3 separate regions of the Mus musculus genome follow, and regions 2 and 3 are each linked to region 1. Evidence: chromatin loops called from intact Hi-C (ENCODE). Cell type or tissue: heart. All regions are shown on one strand. Links, peaks and the distances in the headings refer to the core of each region. The heading gives the core; the rest is flanking DNA. Region 1 holds the start of Gm20670 (a long non-coding RNA gene). Region 2 holds the start of Gm39023 (a long non-coding RNA gene). Region 3 holds the start of Klf13 (Kruppel-like factor 13).

The links. Peaks named below come from ENCODE experiments on the same cell type or tissue, not always from the same donor. Only the 100,000 strongest peaks of a DNase experiment are listed, where the experiment ranks them.
Region 2: a loop joins it to region 1, with 2.1 times the contacts of the local background. A loop is called at or near these places in 13 of 42 quality-filtered maps.
Region 3: it touches region 1 in a loop (2.5-fold over the local background); 17 of 42 quality-filtered maps call a loop at or near these places.

Annotation. Positions count from the first base shown.
Region 1 is chr7:64,057,048-64,063,316 of GRCm38, reverse strand. Gm20670 (a long non-coding RNA gene) reads right to left here and starts at 6,107. Exons shown (of 5, transcript XR_882168.3): 1 at 4,868-6,107; 2 at 279-411. In heart, for the core only: CTCF peaks have their summits at 3,051 (motif pointing left) and 5,300 (motif pointing right); a DNase peak (open chromatin) is centred at 5,236; H3K27ac peaks cover 2,524 bases.
Region 2 is chr7:63,852,394-63,858,662 of GRCm38, reverse strand. It overlaps Gm39023 (a long non-coding RNA gene), which reads left to right and starts at 6,026. Exons shown (of 3, transcript XR_882151.2): 1 at 6,026-6,269. In heart, for the core only: a CTCF peak has its summit at 3,173 (motif pointing left); DNase peaks (open chromatin) are centred at 612, 692 and 3,182.
Region 3 is chr7:63,937,021-63,943,289 of GRCm38, reverse strand. It overlaps Klf13 (Kruppel-like factor 13), which reads left to right and starts at 4,375. Exons shown (of 2, transcript NM_021366.3): 1 at 4,375-5,323. The coding sequence starts at 4,744. In heart, for the core only: a CTCF peak has its summit at 3,656; DNase peaks (open chromatin) are centred at 2,699, 3,599, 4,199 and 5,519; H3K4me3 peaks cover 2,846 bases; H3K27ac peaks cover 3,214 bases.

The DNA.
Region 1 (6,269 bases), core at 664-5,663:
CACAGCACTGACTGAAGAGATTGGTGAGTCAGGCGTCCACACACGGCCAAGTAGACCCTTTGCCTGGGGATTCGCCATGCCCCACTCTGTCATTCCTTGTGTGGAGCTCATCACCTGACTCTCCTCAATCTTATAGTACAAGGCTAGAATCCTCCACTTCCTTAGTAATTTAGGTTACCTACTGACTTAACCTGTCACGTGATGCTGCCCTTCTACACACACACCCCACCCCCCATCCCCGGGCCCCATAAGCAGTTAGCAACAAGGCAGTTTTGTACCTTCCAAGTCAGGTCACTCTGGCCTTCTGTTATAAGCTCCTCTGACTGGGTCAGGCATGCCCAGGATAATGTGAACAGTCTCCTTGGTGATCTCAAAGCTGACATCCAGATGCCTCACTCGTGAAAGTGACACCTGTGACACAGATCATTCTACACACTCAGGAAGAAGGCAGTATGTAGAAGTGCTGCTCGAGAATTGTGCGATGGTTTGTATAAGCTCGGCCCAGGGAGTGGCACAATTAGAAAGTGTGGCCCCGTTGGAGTAGGTGTGTTATTGTGTGTGGGCTTCAAGATCCTCATCCTTCCTGCCTGGAAGCCAGTCTTCTGCTAGCAGCCTTCAGGTGAAGATGTAGAACACTCAGCTCCTCCTGCACCATGCCTGCCTGGACACTGCCATGTTCCTGCCTTGATAATGGAGGCTGAACCTCTGAACCTGTAAACCACTCCAATTAATTGTTGTCCTTATGAGAGTTGCCTTGGTCATGGTGTCTGTTCACAGCAGTAAAACCCTAACTAAGACAGATGGGAATCCTAAGACATCTTAGAATTCTGCCCATCATATCTGGGTTTGGAATCTAAATTTATACCTCCTTTTTGCTGTAGAAATGTCTAAGGGATGTCACAGTTGTTCCTGGGCCACTGGTGTCTTCGCTGTACATGTGAAAGGCAAATGAAAACTCATGTAGGAACCGGGCATAGTGACGAACAACTTTAAGTCTAGCACTCGGAAGGCAGACCCAGATGGACCTCTGTGAATTTGACGCCAGCCTGGTCTAAAAAGTGAATTCCTGGCCTGTCAGAACTATATCATAAGACCCTATCTCAAAAAAAAAAAAAAAAAACAGTAAATTTTAGAAAAGGAAAAATTCTTTCAGAAAAGAAATTATCACTGAAGACTGACATTCTAAAATTCTCACCAAGGATGTAGGAATAGCATCCTCTACAAAAAAAGGTCAGAAGGCAATACACATAGCGTTACCATTCCAACATCTGGGTGACACAGGGAGAACCCAAGTCTCTCCATGGGTGTCTTAGGTGGGGTTTCTATTGCTTTAACCAAACACCATGACCAAAAGTACCATGAGGAGGAAAGAACTTGTTTGGCTTATGTTTCCACATCATAATCAAACACCTAAAGAAGTCAAGACAGGACCTCAAGGGAGGACCGAAGAGGCGGGAACTGAAGCAGAGACCATGGGGCAGGGCTTGATCTGCCTGGTTTGTTCAGTTTGCTTTTGTATGTAACCCGGGACCACCTGCCCAGGGGTGGCACTGTCTGGGGCTGGGCCTTCCACGTCTACCACCAGCCAAGAAAATGCACCACAGACCTGCTCCCAGGACAATCCGATGGGGTCATTTTCTCAGCTGAGGTTCCCTCTCACGGATGTGTCAAGTTGACAAGAGACAAACCAACACTCTGAATATTTATAGTCATCTTCCCATTCATCCATACTAGGCGGACCCCAAGGCGTCCAGATGAAGCCTGGACCCATGGGGACCACTGACACCTCACACAGGCTTTTATTTCCATATATGGGGTGTGTGTGTGTGTGTGTGTGTGTGTGTGTGTGTGTTTGAGTAATGTGATTCATAAGTTAACCGCAGTTAAAGTAATAGTAACTAACAACAAAATACAATTTAACCACTGACTGTAACAGAGGTTAAGATTTTTTCATTGTTTCTGGGTTTTCCATTTGACAGTTTTGAATCATAGTCAGCTGAGGTAGAAGAACAGGAAGTCTGTGCTCAGTGGAAGACGACTGCTCAATGACTTAGTGTGTGCTGAGCTGTTAAATCCAAAAATGACCTTGGAACAATAAGAATGACTGAGAACCACAACGAGTTTAATGAGGGGTTTTTTTTTTGTTATGAAATTAAAGCATTAAAATACTTCACCATATCTTCTGCAGTGACGAAAACCCACTTATTTATTTTGATGGCTGACTCTAGCATTCAATTATGATACATTTGATCCATGGTTAATTTCCAAAACTAACATTGTGTCAAGAACTTTAGGCAATTCCAGAGACTACTGCCTAAGCAAAAGGACGTGCTCCAAACCAAATTTAAGATATAAAAATGATTTGGGTTCAAGAAAGGTTGTCTAGCTTGTCTCTGCTATAGGATGAATGAATCTGTGAAGATCTATGTTAGAATTAGTGACTTGCCAAAGAAATTCAGGAAAAGTAAACTTTATGGGCACAGTAGCAACCCTATGAATTACGACCCTATTAACTATGCAGACAACAGCATCAGCAGCACACCCAGGCACACACAGTAATTAAACTCATCCATCTGTGATACTTTGCCATGTTTTAGCCACATAAAAGCTATATTTTGGCACACCTCATTGGCTGTATGACTTTTGCATACTTAGCTTTGCAGTCCAGAGGGCCTAGGTGCTGCTGCCTTTGGAAGGCACTGGGCAGCTGGATCAGTGATAGAAGCTTGCATGCTGTGTGCTAGGCTCAATCCTAGTTTCAAAAATAGAAGGAAGGAAGGAAGGAAGGAAGGAAGGAAGGAAGGAAGGAAGGAAGGAAGGAAGGAAGGAAGAGAAAGAAAGACAGACAGACAGACAGAAAGAAAGAAAGAAAGAAAGAAAGAAAGAAAGAAAGAAAGAAAGAAAGAAAGAAAGGGAGAGAGAGAGAAGGAGGAGGAGAGGAGGAAGAGGAGGAGGAGGAAGGAAGGAAGGAAGGAAAGAAATGTTCTTCCATGTTGACAACCAGCAATCCACAAATCACTGGATTCTGTTGGACAGGCCCTCCATGGCGCCACCATGTGGCTACTTAGTACAATGACAGGAAGGTATTCCCTCAACAAGGAAATTCTGACACTTTGATCTCTGGGATGTCTTGAGAATTCAGAGAGGGAACTACTGAATACAGATGCAATCTTTACTAGTTTAGAGCATGTAAGTCCCTGAGTGATGGGCTTTACAGTCTGGGTTTGGAGAACCATTTGTGCTGGCTAAAAACATACAAAGAAAAGCTGTGTGTGTGTGTGTGTGTGTGTGTGTGTGTGTGTGTGTGTGTGTGTCTGTCTGTCTGTCTGTCTGTCTGTCTGTCTGTTTATCTGTGTGTGTATGTGTATCTGCCTATGTGTCTGTGTGTCTGTTTATCTGTGTGTGTATGTGTATCTGCCTGTCTATGTGTCTGTGTGTGTCTTTTTGTCTGTATGTGTCTGTTTGTCTGTATGTGTGTGCAGCAGGGAATAGATGGGAGAGACTGAACCTTAGAACCTGGACCAGACCTGGGATGGAGTGTTGGTGTAGGCTGTGAGATTTTGCACGTGGCTCTGAGTATCTCCAAACCTGTTTTCTCATGGGAAATGCAGGCAACTTGGATGTCACAGGGACTCTGATCCAAGCTTGGCCTGGACCCTGCCCCTTAGTAAGGGCTAGACAGTATAGCTCTTCCCCCTCTCCCTTCCTCCCCGCTCCTTCCTTCCCTTTCCCTTCCTCTCCTGCCAAGCAACCACAGAGCACCAATGGGACAGAGTGGAGACTCAGATGCCAGCCCCCAGGAGCCTGGGATCCCTACTTCCCTCTGAGATCCCCACAGTGCTCCCGTCCTGGGCTTCCCCTCCTTTGCCAGGTGCTCCTGGCTTCATTTTTGTCTTTGAGTATCTGGCACCTGATGGCCCTGTACCTTGAACTGACAAGAACACGGAAGGCCACAGAAAGATGCCTGTCCCTCCTGTGGGGCCCTCAGCTGCTTCTGTCTCAGAGGCCAGCCTCCGGGGTCCCACCCTGTCCCTGTTCCTCACCTCCCTCAAAAACTCCATTCCTTTAGTTGTTCCCCAACCCACAATTTGATTGCTGCATCCCTATAGATGGCCCGACCTGTGAGCAGATGGGCTCAGGCGGCAGCTTTAGGAGAAAGCAGACAATAGACACAGGTGTTCTTTCATGTCTAGACAAACTTGCTGTTGTTATTCAAGAAATCTTTAAAAATCAAACTGATGAACAATGGTGGAGTTGAAAATGAAAAGAAAGGAATTCTCCACCCTTCCCTGGAGCTAGCCCTCTGCAACCTCCCTGGGTCTTCATTCACCCTTCTCTACCCCTTCCTGCCCCAATCCATCTCAGCCCTGCTTTCTTCAGTCTTTCTGGAGTGGGAGCTTGAATTCACCCTTTGGCAGCCTTGTAGGACCAAACTTAGAGTCTGACTCTGAAAATGGAGAGTGGCAGAAAGAACCGGGAGGGGTAGAGGCAGAAGGGGAGGGAGAGGGGAGAGGCAGGAAGTGGGGAGGGGCATGCTACTAGTGGACAAGCCCCTTCTCATTGTCTGCCAGCATGGAGCCCTCCCCACCTGACCAACCACGCAGTTATCTCAGAGAGCCTGAGGTGCTGCAGCAGCTGCAGAGCCATCCCCCTGTCTCCACCAGCCCTGGTCCTTGTGTGTGAAGGAAATCCCAAGATCATGCTTCCTGTGGGCTTCTGCAGTTAAGATTGGGGAGATTACACAGCTTTTCCTTGTCTGTGTGTCTGTGTGTGATCATGAACACAAAGGAAGCCAAGGGAGAGCAGCAAGGGAGCTCCCTGTAACTCAGAAGAGGGGACAACAAGGGTGCTGCGAGCCCCTTCTCACCTTCCCATGCTGTCACCAGCAGGTGGGCCATCCTTGTTACATGTCCCCAGCAGATGGGACCTTCAGTCACTTTCTGTCGAATGTTAGCAAGCCAGTGCTAGGGGTTTCTTGCCTAGAGAAGCCAGCATTTGCCCCAGAGCCTGCTGGGAATGAAGCACAGTGAGCCCAAGCATACCCGAGTGCCCCAAGCTCTGGGCCCAGCAGGCAGCTCCGCTCCACTGGGAGCTTCTGCCTGGCCTCTGCTTACAGAACGCAGCCTGCACCTTTTTTACTTCCGGACTTGTGCTAGGTCTTATCACCAAGAGCAGAAGGTTCCAGAGTCCAGCTGGAGGTCTGCTCCAAGGCCTGGCTGCCCTTCCTATCATTCTACACTGCTGTGTCCCGGAAGTCCTCAGCCCAGTCCTAGCTGCTCTGGCTTCCTGCAGCTTCTTCTACAGAGCTGGGGCTGCTTGTCCCTAGGAGGGCCTGTAGGTGGTGCAGGGAGGAGGGTCTGCCTGATCTGCAGGCAGATTCAAAGTGGCTGGAGGGAGTGTGTCTCCTCACACTGCACTTCACACACACACACACACACACACACACACACACACACACACACACACACACACACACAGTGGCCCAATCCCTTCTCTCACTCCCTCTCCTATTCGTGGTTGTCTCCCCTCTCTTCTCCAGCCCTTACCTTACCTCCAGAGCCTCCTTTACTTACATAGGTATGACATTCACTGCTGTCTGAACCATTCCCTCTGAGCTCCTGGAACCCTCCAGCATCCAGCCCTAAACCTGTTCTCTCTGCTAATCTTAGGGTACATGAACTATCAGGCCAAGACCACCCAGCAGTGACTATTCCAAGTGATGGACTAGAACAACTTGACTAGACATAACAGTGACTGAGGCTATGTGTGACCTCACAGATGCTCCTTGCTGAGGTAAGATGGAACATTCTAGAAGGGTGACTAGGAGATACCCTCCCCACCTTGGCTGCCTCCAAAAGCCACCGATGACATGTGCCTCAGATCTGACATTCTGGAATTTGGATATTAGCCTTGGCTTGAAGCAGGAATGTTCTCCTACCTAGTGATCTGTCCAAGCCATTCCAGGCTAACAGTCATGGTTAGTGTGACAAAGGCCACGCTCATCTATTAACACTGGCTCTAACACTACTTCCTGTGTACAGCGTCTATTTGTATCTCAGCCTGAGACTATGCACTGGGTTTCATGTCTAAACACACCTTCCTCCAAAATACATGATGGGAGATGAGCCCAATTCTGCCAGTTAGTTTAAATGTCAACTCACTACAACCTAAGATTATTTGGAAAGAATTTAGGAATTGAGGAATTGCTTAGATCATGTTAGATTGTGGGTGTGTCTGGGGTTGGGGTAGGGTCTTCATTGTTAATTGAT
Region 2 (6,269 bases), core at 499-5,498, 200 kb after region 1:
TCTTGAGGGAGGAGCGAGCTGTTTCCCGGAGCCACTTCCCACCAGCTCTTCGGTGGTGGGTGGTTCCTGGGCCTGCTGCTAGTTTAGGGCAAAGTCTTGATTTTCTAGCTCCAAGAGCTACTAACAAATCACTTAACATCGTCAGGCACTCTTCTCTCATTTATGAAATAAATGCATTTGTTTATAACTCTAGAGGAGCTAACGTATGTGCAGTACAAGGCTGACCTTTGTGCACCTTTGACACCGTTTTAATTTTTAAAATTAAAATATTCTCCGTGTATGGGTGTTTTGCCCGCAAGCGTGTCTGTTGCCAACTAAGGGTACTTGATCTTTCCGAACCGGAGTGACAGACGGTTTTGAGCCATCTTTTCTGGGATACGACTAATGTTCTCTGGAAGCAATCAGTGCCCTTAATTGGCATCTCTCCAGTCCTATCACCATTTTTTTATGGACCGTATCTAGTGGCCAGCATCTCCTGGCAATCCTGAATGCCGACGGATGAGGGTTGCAGATGGAGTAGAAGGACGCAGAGCACATGAGCAGGTGTGGAGTCTGTCGACTTCTAAAGTGACGAGGTCTCATCCCCTCCATTTCTCCCATCTTTCTGGGGTGGACCTCAGCCTGAGGAGCTAGGGCAAACTAGCCTTCTGAGGAAAGCATCACCTTGGTGCTGTTCTCTTGGCTGACCTCAAGTTTTCCTCCATCTGCGTAGTACCAGTGGGCCCGGGAGCCCATAATTAGACTAATGAGGTGTCTGTTGCACACACGTCTGTGCCTAGGCTCCACTCTGATGGCTACCCAGTAATTTGCCTGATCTCTCGGATAAGTCCTTTGCCTGGACAGGTTCCCACCACAAAGTGCCCCATCTCAGGGTGGAGCCTGTAATTGCTGCTGCTTTGCACGCTCTCTATTTTCCCACCTGCCTATGGCCCTGAGAGTCCTCAGGGGCCCGCCATCACATCAGGGGAACCCACTAAGCCAAGGGACGGGGCTGTGCAGGAGATGTAATAGACCATATGAACTGTCTGCTGTTTGAAGGCATGGTGGAAGAGGCAGCCAAACCTAGCCAGCTGTTGACCTTTTGGTACTGTGAAAGGAGTGGTGGGTATCTGGGAGATGCTCTGTCTGTGGGTCTGTCCCTCAGTGTTCATCCATGCTCATTTACAGTACCTTGTTCCAGGGCTTTGGGGCCTTTGTCGCTTCTAGATCTCTCTAAACACCTTGGTTTTTGAGCCGCAGCACCACAACCACAGCCTGCGAAGAGTGTGTGTTGGTGTTAGAACAGGACCATTGGCCCTGGAGAGTCTAAGTAGGAGGCTAAGGCTGCCTGTGGCTTACAAATAAGAGGCGGTGGGCAGGCAGGTACCATTTCCAGTTTTCCTATCCAGGCAGCCCCAGGCATTCCTGGGCTGGAAGAGCTGGCAGCCCTGGCAGCTGGGTGCCATCCATATGGTTCCCTTTGATCTACTCCAAGGACTGGTGATGTCACCAGGTGGCTTTTCATTGAAGATGGCACCAACAGCTCATCCTTGCCTGGGTAGTCAACCCTGGCTATGGAGGTCCTCACCCTGTTTTTCTTTAGAGAGTGCCACTAGTCACCTCAGGCGATCAGGAACAGATGCAACTATAAGAAGCCCCAGCTAGGCTGTGTGTGTGTGTGTCCACCCCCTTCGGAACTGAACTCACCTGAAAACAAGGGCTCCTCTGCTCCAAAGGATTTAGTGGGCGTGGAGTCTGCCTTTCAACATTGCCAAACCACCGCATAATCCCCTCAGATTCCCACAGCCATCAGGCCCACGCAGGGGCCCGGTGATACCTTGACACCCACTGCTCCAGGCCCAGGCCTGTTTCTTTCATTCCTAGAGGAGGTCCGGGGGCGCTGGAACCTGTGCTGCCTTCCAGCGCTGGGTGTGCCCTGAGTCAGAGCTGGCTCACACTGGGTGGGTAGAAGCACCAGAATGCTGTCCTTGGAGGGGCACAGGAGCACTAGCCACTGGGAGGCAGGTTCTGTAACTCAGGGGCTTTGTGTCCACAGGGACCACGAGGAGGGGCTGAGAGCCTGTCACACTGGGCTTCACATCTCCCTGCCTTATGCTCTCACAGGCCCTTCGACTCTATGCAGTCAAGCCTCTGTAGTCTCCTTTGAACTGAGACTATGTCCTTCATTCAGGGGATCTACAGTGAGCTGCCTAAGGTGGGGGTGAATCAGATCTCCAGGATAGCATCCTTGATGCTGGGGGAATCACAGAAGCAGACATCAAGAGGTTCAGGACCAAGAGGGAACCCAGAACCCTTAATTTTAGAGCCTGCCAGACATGGGTCCTACTCTCTCCTTCCAACCCCTCCTCCTCCTCTCTGCTTGAGCCTTCATGAGGCTCAGCCTTTGGGCTTTGCTACTTCCAAGGACTTCAGGAATCCAGGGAGTGCAGGCATCCAGGCTGGGGGTGGGGGATGGGAAAAAGGCCCACCTTCACTTTCAGGCCTGCATTTTACCTGGGGATGGCTGAGAAGTGCATGCACATGTGTGTTCACGTGTGTATGTAAGACAGGAGACATTGCCTTCTACCTTGTTTGAAGCAGGATCTCTGTTGTTCGCTCTCCATACAGCATACCAGGCTAGTCTGCCCAGGGACTGCTTGAGAGTCTGCCTGTCATCTCTCTGGGGGGCGGGGCTTGAGGATTGCAGATGCGGTCTGGGGTCCTCTTGTATGAATGGGAACATTCTACCCACAGAGACATCTCCCAGCATTCCCCTCTGTTTTAGACAAGATGGCCTGACACGATCTTCCTATCTCATCTAGTTCTGCAGTAAGGAATCATACAAATGTGTACCGTCGTGACTAGCTTTGATTTTAGCCCATTGTGGATTTGGGGTCTTCTGATTCGGGATGCTCACCGTGAACTTTCTAGTCCGATAGAACCATGGTGAATGGTGCTAAAGATGCATCGCATCTTCTTCTGCTATAGCAGAGGGGGGGGATGAATGGCCGACCCAGACTCCCTGCCTAGCACCTACAGGGCAGTGTGACATGGCCATCATTTAAGTGACACCATTAGGTGACTTGTCCAAAGGAGATACTGTGCCAGCTCCCAAGGGCAATTAAACCCCACCTCTTCTGACCTGCAGAGTTTTGCTCTTTTCACTATTGTCCACTGGGTCTGTCTGCTGCCCCCTGCTGGGTGGCACAGTCATGTTGGTGAGGAGCACAAACCTTCTAGCCAGTTGATGCATCCAGATCAAAAAATCTTTCCACACAACAAAAAAATTTAAAAATTGGGCCTGCTTGCCTTGAAGCAGGGATCCCGTGGCGGCTCTGCAGGAACTACCTGCAAGAAGGCGGAGCCAGGCACAGAGGCTCAGAGATGGAGGGCTCACCATGCTAATGGATGCCCTTGCTCTGGGTAGCCCTAGCCTTCCACATGGTAAGGTTGAGCCTCCTCACACCTAGGAGCTGCAGTCAATGGGAATGTCCCAGCAGCTCCAGGCAGAAGCAGTTTCACCCACAGGCAGCTGGTGTCAGGATTGCCTACCCGAGGATGGCAGCTGCCTAATTCCAGAGGCAGGGCCCTGGTCCACCTCTCAGCAGAATGTTCAGACCCATGTGGGGACGGGGATTTCTAGAAGACTCCAAGGGTTCTTCGGGCTCTGGGAAATGTGGTCTGCCTAGAGGTAGGTGTGTTCCTCTTTTTATTTTATTTTATTTTATTTTATTTTATTTTTTCACTTTATATCCCACTCACTGCCACCTCTCCTGGTTCCTCCCTCCTACAGTCTTTTCCTCTATCCCTCCCCTTCTCTGATAGGAGTCCCCCCACCCCAAAGTCTCTGCAGTGCTAGGTTCATCCTCTCCCACTGAGCATCATCCTCTCCCACTGAGGCCAGACAAGGCAGCCTGTGTAGAAGAACATATTCCACAGACAGGCAACGGTTTTTGGCATATCCCCCCCACCCCCCGCTCCTGTTGTTCGTGTCCCTCATGAAGACCAAGCAAGCTGCACATCTGGTACATATGTACAGGGAGGTCTAGGTCCAGCTCCTCTATGCTCTTTGGTTGGTGGTTCAATCTATGAGAGCTCCAAGGGTCCAGAGCTGTTGGACTCTGTTGCACTCTTCCTGAAGAGTTCCTGTCCCCTTCGGGACACTCAATCCTTCCCCCTACTCTCCCATAATAGTTCTCAAGCTCCAGCCACTGTTTAGCTGTGTGTGGAGCATCTGTCTGAGTCAGCTGCTGAGTGGAACCTCTCAGAGAACAGCCATGCTAGATTCCTGTCTTTGAGCATAACAGAGTATCATTAGTAGTGTCAGGGATTGGTGCTTGCCCATGGAATGGGTCTGGAGTTGAGCCAGTAACTTGTACAACCACTTTGGACATCAATTTGGTGTTTTCTCAGAAAATTAGGAATACCTCAAGACCCAGCTATACCACTCCTGGGCATATACCCAGAAGATGCTCCAACATCTCACAAAGAAACTTGCTCTATAGCAGCTTTACTTAAAATAGCCAGCAACTAGAAACAACCTAGATGCCCCTCAATGGAAGAATGGTAGAGAAAATGTGGTACATCTACATAATGCAATACTATTCAGCTATTAAAAAACAAAGACATCATGCATTTCACAGGCAAATGATGGAACATCTTCCTTTGGAGAGATAGCTCAGGGGTTAAGAACACCTGGTCTTCTGCTTATTGCTTTTGGGGGTACTAAGCACACGTGTGGTCCATAGGCATACCTATGTATATATACATGTATGTATGCGTGCATGTCTGAATGTGCATATACATGCAGGCAAACAACTCATACACATAAAACAAAAATTGAAAAGAAACAAATAAGTTTTTGAAATTTTTTTTTATTTATTAACTTTTTGAAGGGTGGGACGTGTGCATGCCACAGAACACAGATAAAGGTCAGAGGACGACTTTTGGGAGTCTGTTTTCTTCTACCCCGTGGATCTCAAAGATTGAAATGAGGTGGTCAGGTTTGGTGGCAAGCGCCTTTACCCACTGAGCCATCTAAGCATCCTTTCCTGGTTGGTTTGTTCGGCAGTGTCTCATGTAACCCACGACGGTCTTATACTCTTTGTGTAGTAGAGCTTGGGAAGATGACGTTGAACTTCCATCCTCCTGTCTCTACCTCCTGAGTGTCAGCATTACAAGCTTGAGCAACCCCCCCAGCTTCTCTTTTCAACACTGAACCAACTCATGTCAAATCCTTCACTCAGCACTGTGTAACATGGAACCACGCGTTGGGAGCCAAGGCTGTAACAAAACTGCGGTCCACTGCTGGCTGAAGTGTAGATGTGATTGTTGCAGCTACAGAGGCTCATCTTGGACCGTGAGGCATTGTTGGGAGTGGAAGCCACAGTAAAGACCCAGACTTTATGAGTAGAGCCTACATTTTCAGTAGTGCGCAGACAGCTTTTGCTTTTGTGTTCTTACATGTGTGGTTTGTATAATCTACGATTGAGTTAGGGTTTCTTGGGCTGGAGGTGGCTTTGCCATTCAAGGTTAGACTCATAACTAAAAATATAAGCACTCAGGTTTCTTTATCCTATAGACAAAGACAATATTAACTGGCCGCTCTTAGTGAATCTACAGATAATATTTCTCATGCAAAAGTTAGTCAGTGGTTGTGGGTGGTTGAGACGCCACGGCTGAGGTAAGTCAGTTAACTTGTGGGATGTTTTGCCTTCGTTAGGGGACTCCTCCCAAACACTGACCTGTCACCAAGGGCATGACACTTGTCAGGATGAATGTTTGGGAGAGAGGGAACTACCTCAGCTCTGATGCTCAGAGGGAAGGGTGAACACCCTTCTTCTTCGCATCTCACAGAACTAAACAAAAGCAAAGTTGCAGGAGGGACAGAGGAGAAGCAGGTGGGCAGAGGTGGGCATCTATGGCCCCAACTTTCATGGACTTTCAGAAAGAAGACAGAAGACTCTAGCTGTACAACCCTGAGCAGTGGTAACTCAGGAAAGCATCAGGAGGGACTGGAAGCCCTGGGCAATGGTGAGAACCTTGGTGAACCAGACACTTCATTTAGGGGTATGGATATGAAAGAGAACAGTGGTGTTAGGCTCTGCTTGTCTCTAACCCCAGCTCTACTAGGCATGTGGCAAAGAAGCTGACAGTTCAGGGGTTGTACCAGAACAGAGCCAATGAACACAGGTTGGACATCTGCAGGGAAGCCTCACCCTGAAGGTGGTGGTGTAGGAGGCTGTGGTAGGTGATTACTTCAGGGTGGAGCCCTCATCAAGGGGATTAGT
Region 3 (6,269 bases), core at 813-5,812, 120 kb after region 1:
TCATCGTAAAATAGCGTGTTAGGTTTTTAAAAACAGGGAATGGTTACTCTGGCTCACAGTTTTAGAGATTTCAATCCTGGACCAACGGCAGCAGCGATCAAGGATGAACGTAAAAGAATGTCTAGGATCTCTATCTCCTCAAGGGCTTCACCATAACTCAATATCAATAGTATGCACAGGGTACAGTTATCCAAACTATGATGAAGAGTATTAATTCAAGCTTTCTGTGTCTCTTCACTGTAAAAACACACCATACCCCTTGGGGTTGCCAACACACAACTCTCAGTCTTGCATGGGCACACTCTGCAGTGCTCACAGCAACTTACCTGCCCAAGGAGACATTTCCTACAATGTATCCCTCCCTATTGATGGATGGTTATGTTTGGATCACTGTCTAGCTCCATGACAGCTATGGTAGTTTTCCTCTAGCATTCCCAAATCTGTTTCTTTGCTCCCAGCAGCTAGTCCAGCTGTGAGAAGCCCATTATTCTGACTCCAGTTCATAAGTGAACTACAATTAACACCAGGTCACCTTCCCTGATACTCAGAAATTTCAAGAGTGGTAAGATACAGTGTGGGGATTTTCTCTCAGGCCCTTACTCTCCATGGCTGTCCCAACACATGTTCTCTGATTGTCAAGACTTCCCTTGGACTAATTAATTCATCAGTGATTTTTTTTTCTAGCCATCATGTCAAGGTTGCTATTAACTGACCAAAGCACTTTCTGGTTGATTCATTTTTTAAAAAAAGATTTATTTATTCATTATATGTAAGTACACTGTAGCTGTCTTCAGTCACTCCACTCGAGAAGAGAGAGTCAGATCTCCTTATGGATGGTTGTGAGCCATCATGTGGTTGCTGGGATTTGAACTCAGTCCCTTTGGAAGAGCAGTCAGTGCTATTAACCGCTAAGCCATCTCTCCAGCCCCCTGGTTGATTCTCTAATTTTCTTCTCTCTTTCCATTTTATGCTTTTGTGGATTCTTTCTGGTTAATGTTCTCTCTCAGTCTTTCCACTGAAGTCTTTGTCATTTATATGCTTGCTACTTTGCTTTAATGCTTCAAGAACTCTTTCTTTTACTCCTAAATATTTCTTCACACATACATTCCCTTTGCAGACTGTGGTATCCTTTTACATTTCCCTGTTGATATTATTGGCTGTATTGTTGATGTTTACTTCTCTCTATATGGCTTGTTTCCTACAACTTAACAAAAATAAAACCAAACAAAAACCAACCCTATTGTGCCTTTGTATTTCCTGATGCAGGGTTTCCTGACATGTCAGCTCAGCTGCCCACTCTTATTTGCCTGGGAAGGACTGAGATGGATCAGAAGTCCTGTGTCAAGTGGCACCTTTCACTGTGGCCTTCTGTGTAGTGTGCTAATTGGATCCTTGAGCAGCTATGGATGTCAGACTGTTTTGATCATTCTCTGTGGCCTGGTTAGCTCAGCCCAAAAGCCTCTTTTAGGCTCCTGGCTCCCTGTGCCATGGAATCCCCGAAAGGGGTGTGTAGGTATCAGTAGGCACATGCGCACTACTGCCTCTGACGCTGGGGACTCATCTGTCTCCTTTAGATAGAGACAGTCTCTCCTCAGGAAGAGGAAGGGGAAGGAAGCTGTGAGGCTACATGGAGCTGGCAGCCGATCTAAACATCTCTCAACAGACTCTAGTACAATCATTTATCATCATTCTTAGTTCAAGTCCCTTTCCCTTCCACATCCAGTGTCACCATTTGTGAACCTTGTGGGGAAACTTTCCTTCCTAGTTCAGGCTTTCATTTTCTTAGGTCTATGGGTACATTTCAGCTTTACTGGCTGCAGCTGCTTCTTCTGCTCTTGTCCATGTTCGTGTCTTACAGTTGAGGTTTCTAGCTTATATCTGAGGTTGTTTCAGAGGTTCCAAATGGAACAACTACCACCGTCACACAAAAAACTTCACCCGTCATTAGTCCTCTTATGGTTCATTTGCTCCCACTTGGTTCACTCTGATCTGTTTTGTTTCAGTTTCTCCTTTTCTTTCCAGCTAAAAGGAAACATCCCTATCTCATTTACCCATACTATTGTTATCAAGATCCTACTAGCACAGAAACATGGACCTAGAGCTATGAGATATTTACTGGAGAGTAGAGCTGTACCCCTAGGATATTTCTATCTGGGTTTGGGACAAGAAAGGCCTCAATTTTGAGACCCCAATCATTTTGTACTTGGTGAGTGAACTGGTAAGAAACCACTCAAGGTAATGCCTCTTGTATATAATATCCAAAGGAGAAAACCCTTTGGGAGACCATCAGGAAGAAAGCTTGGATGGGGTATGTCAGAAGGGTTGATTGATGCAGTTCTATCCTAGAAACCTATAATGTAGGAGTCCAGTGAATATGTATGTCCCAGGAAGGTCCACCGTGGAGGACACCACCAAAAAGTGTTTTTGTTTGTTTGTGTTTTTGTTTTGTTTTTTTGGTTTTTCGAGACAGGGTTTCTCTGTGTAGCTCTGGCTGTCCTGGAACTCCCTTTGTAGACCAGGCTGGCCTTGAACTCAGAAATCCACCTGCCTCTGCCTCCCAAGTGCTGGGATTAAAGGCGTGCGCCACCACGCCCAACCAAAAAGTATTTTATGTACTGCAGAATGCCCCTGGCTGCAGAGGGACAGAAAGACATGCATGGACTGAAAGGCAGTGTAGGGGCCAGCTCTTTCCCAATGAGATGACTGTCTGTGGCATGTGGTGGGAACAGAGGAGCAATCTGAGTCATCACTTGGTCAGGACACAGTCTCTTAAATGCCATCAACATAATCTGCCTGGAACAAAGATGACTACTTTCTGCCAAGTGGAGACCCTCCTACAAAGCCCTGATCCAGCTTCTCCACAAAACAGCAGCCCAATGGTGTGGAAATTCAGGGTGTGTGCTCACACTCGGGGTGTTCAAACGTTAACCTAAAGTTTCACAACTGAAAATTCCAAATTGTTCAGTTTCCTCAATTATCAGAAATCAAAGTCTTTTCTATTTTAGGCTCCCATTTAACTTGGGGAAGAACTTGAAATCAGAGCCATGGTTCTTAATTTTCACCAGTAGTGAGGTGACTGACCCTTCTTTAGCTCACTGGGGTCGACCAACCGGCAGTCGGGTCTCCCTGACTTGGTGGCTGACTTATTTTAAGGTATCATCCACAATGAAAAGGAGAGGCTGCTGATCCTACCCTCACAGGTCAGAGGCCAGTTGCGGCCAAAGTCTTTTGAGTGTGTTAAGATTGGTTCAAAGGCAGTTGGAAGCTACGGGTCTCTCTGATGATGGCCTAGTGTTCAGAGAGGAAAGAACATGAATGTGTGTCTAGACTTTAGAGCAAGGTGGCCTAGTTGGAAGGCCCCGGCAGGACGCAGCGGAGCATTTCCTTCAGAGGCCCAGACAGTGGATGGGTGGGGCGCCCTGGGCGGGGTCCTCGCAGCTGGTGGTGTTTGAAGCCTCCAGGACCGCGGTGGGAGAGGGGCGGCCTGGAGAAGTTGGCAGCAGGCCTGGGGCAGGAAGGGGGAGGAAGGGGCCCCGTGTTCCCTGAACAGCCGCGACCGCAGCCCCAGCACGTAGCTCACTCCCTCAGCATTGGCAGTGGTGGGTCCTGCATCAGCCAGGTTAACATAGGCTCAAGGGCAGTTCGGCCGCGCGGGGGCGGGGCGGCCCCAGTGGTGACAAGGCTCGGGCCAAGGTTGCGTAGAGAACCGGAGCTCAATAGGAGCGGGGTGAGGAGGTGGCTGGAGATGGGCAATGCAAACCCGGCCACCAGAGAACTCCGCTGCGGTGGGGTGAGGCTCGGTAATGTCCCGCCCATAGGCGAGGTCGGCCGCTTAGGTCCCATAGGGACCGATACGCCACCTTGCCCGCACTCCCGGCGGGCGGAGCGACCACAGGGTGTCTTGCTCAGTGTTGCCATCCTCGTGCCACCCACTGCTGCCTGCTCACAAAAGCTCTGGCATGGAAAGGGCCGGCGGGGTTCCCGCTGCGGGAGGCACGCGCCCCAGCCCTGCGCCGCTACACAGCGGCCCGCCACCCTCGGACGTCATGCGTCTGCGCGCCGCGCGCCCGGCTCCGATTTCCGCCCCTCCTCTTGCAGGCCCAGGGGCACGCCCACTGGCGCGCGCAGGTCCCGCGGCCAGTAGAACCCTCTCGAGGACCGGATTGGCTGCATAAAGTACTCAAGAGCCAATGGAGTTCGCGTCTACCACTGGCCACGCCCCTCCTGAGGCGCTCCAGGCTCCCCGCCCCCTTCGTGCGCGCTGCTCCCTGCGGCCGCTGCCGCCTGTAACCTGCGCCGCCAGGATGTGGCTGGGGGCTGACGTCGGGTCCAGATGTGGCCCCGGCCCCGCCCACCCCCGGGGCCGGTCCGCCCACACCGAGCCGCGGCGCGCACGGAGGCTGTCCCGCCTGCCACAATGCACGGTGGAACTGCGACCACAACTTGCAGGGGTCGTGCCTAACGTCGCCTCCGCTCGACGTCCCTAAGACAGGCCGACTCTGACGCCGCACGCGGACCCTCCTTACTGGAGCCCCCCATGCGCTCACCCTCCAGTGCCCGGCCAGGCGGACGCGGAGCCGCGCGGGTGACGGCAGAAGCGGCTACGCGCCCAGCCTAGCCCAGCCCAGCCCAGCCGGAGAAGAGGGCGCGCCGCGCCCCCGCCCCCCGCCGCTCCCGGAGGCCGTGGGTGCGGATGCGCCGCTGACGACTCCTGCGAGAGCACCGCGCGCCCTAGCCCGCAGCATGGCAGCCGCCGCCTATGTGGACCACTTTGCCGCCGAGTGCCTCGTGTCCATGTCCAGCCGCGCAGTCGTGCACGAGCCGCGGGAAGGACCTGAACCCCGGCCCGAGGGCGCGGCCGCCGCCGCCCCCACACTGCCCCGCGTTGACGAGCGCCGCGACGGCAAGGACAGCGCCTCGCTTTTCGTGGTGGCTCGGATCCTAGCGGACCTCAACCAGCAGGCGCCGGCGCCCGCCCCCGCGGAACGCAGAGAAGGGGCCGCTGCGCGCAAGGCGAGGACCCCCTGCCGCCTGCCGCCTGCGCCCCCTGCGCCGCCACCCGGCCCAGAGCCCGCCTCCCCGGGACAAGCAGGCGCGCCGGCCGCGCCCCCCAGCCCCGCGTGGAGCGAGCCGGAGGCGGCATTGGAGCAGGAGCCCGGCCCCGCGGGGAGCGGCGAGCCTGGCCTCAGACAAAGGGGTCGGCGAGGCCGGAGCCGCGCGGACCTCGAGTCCCCGCAGAGGAAGCACAAGTGCCACTACGCGGGCTGCGAGAAAGTTTACGGGAAATCTTCGCACCTCAAGGCGCACCTGAGAACTCACACAGGTCAGTGGGGCGGCGGGGACGCCGCGAACGCGCGGACTAGGGACTGCTTGGGACCGGCCACGCCCCCAGAGCTTCGGGCCCAGCGCTAGAGGGGGCCGGGGCCGAGGGCGGGGAGCCATGAGCTGAGGGCGATCGCAGCCGCGCCCCTGTCCTGGCGCTCTGGCCTCGCGTGACGCTGGCCGTGGCGCTTGGAGCCGGCGCCCTCTCGGCGACCGCGCCCCCATCGGGCACGCCCCCTCCCAGGCTCTTGGGGCGGGGCCGCGGGGGTAGATGTCGTCATCCGGGCTGCGGGCGGCGCGGGCAGGTGCGCTAGAGGTGGTTGGGGGGGGGGGCAGGCGGCGCTCCCTTTTGGGGCGTAGGTGCTCGGGGAGCTGGAGTCTCGCCACCCCTCTTCCCAGGCCTCCGGGCGGGCTCTGGCGAGGGAGGGGCCGGCTGGGGCGGGCGAAGTTCACGCGGGGACAGGGCTCCCTTCAGCCACTCGGCACATTCTTCGTTCTCTTCTTCCTGTAATTTTTCCAGGGCTCTAAGGTTTAATTTGTCGCAACCCGACCCAGCGGCGGCGCTGGCCGACGCGGGGGGCGGTCCCAGTCCTCGCTCCCTACCCCACGGCTCTTTGTGGGAGCCCCAGCCCATCCGGCCGGCGGGGGCGCGCCCGGCCGCAGGGGGCTGCGCTTGCTCTAGGAAGGCGCGCTCCGTTCACTGACCTTTCTGATCCAACTCTCACTTGCTCTTGGGCTGTGTGCAGGCAGGTGGCACCTGTACCAGGGCGGCCGGCCTGAGCCTGAAACCTGGGATGGCGTGAGGTCACTCGCCTCTCTGGTTTCCGGGGACCGCTTCGCAGCTCGACTCTTGGTAGTTGATGTCGAAGTCCGACTTCCCCCCTCCATTTTTGGTGTTAACACAAACATTTAGGGTTGGTTGGGGTTTTTTTGTTGTTGTTTTTTCC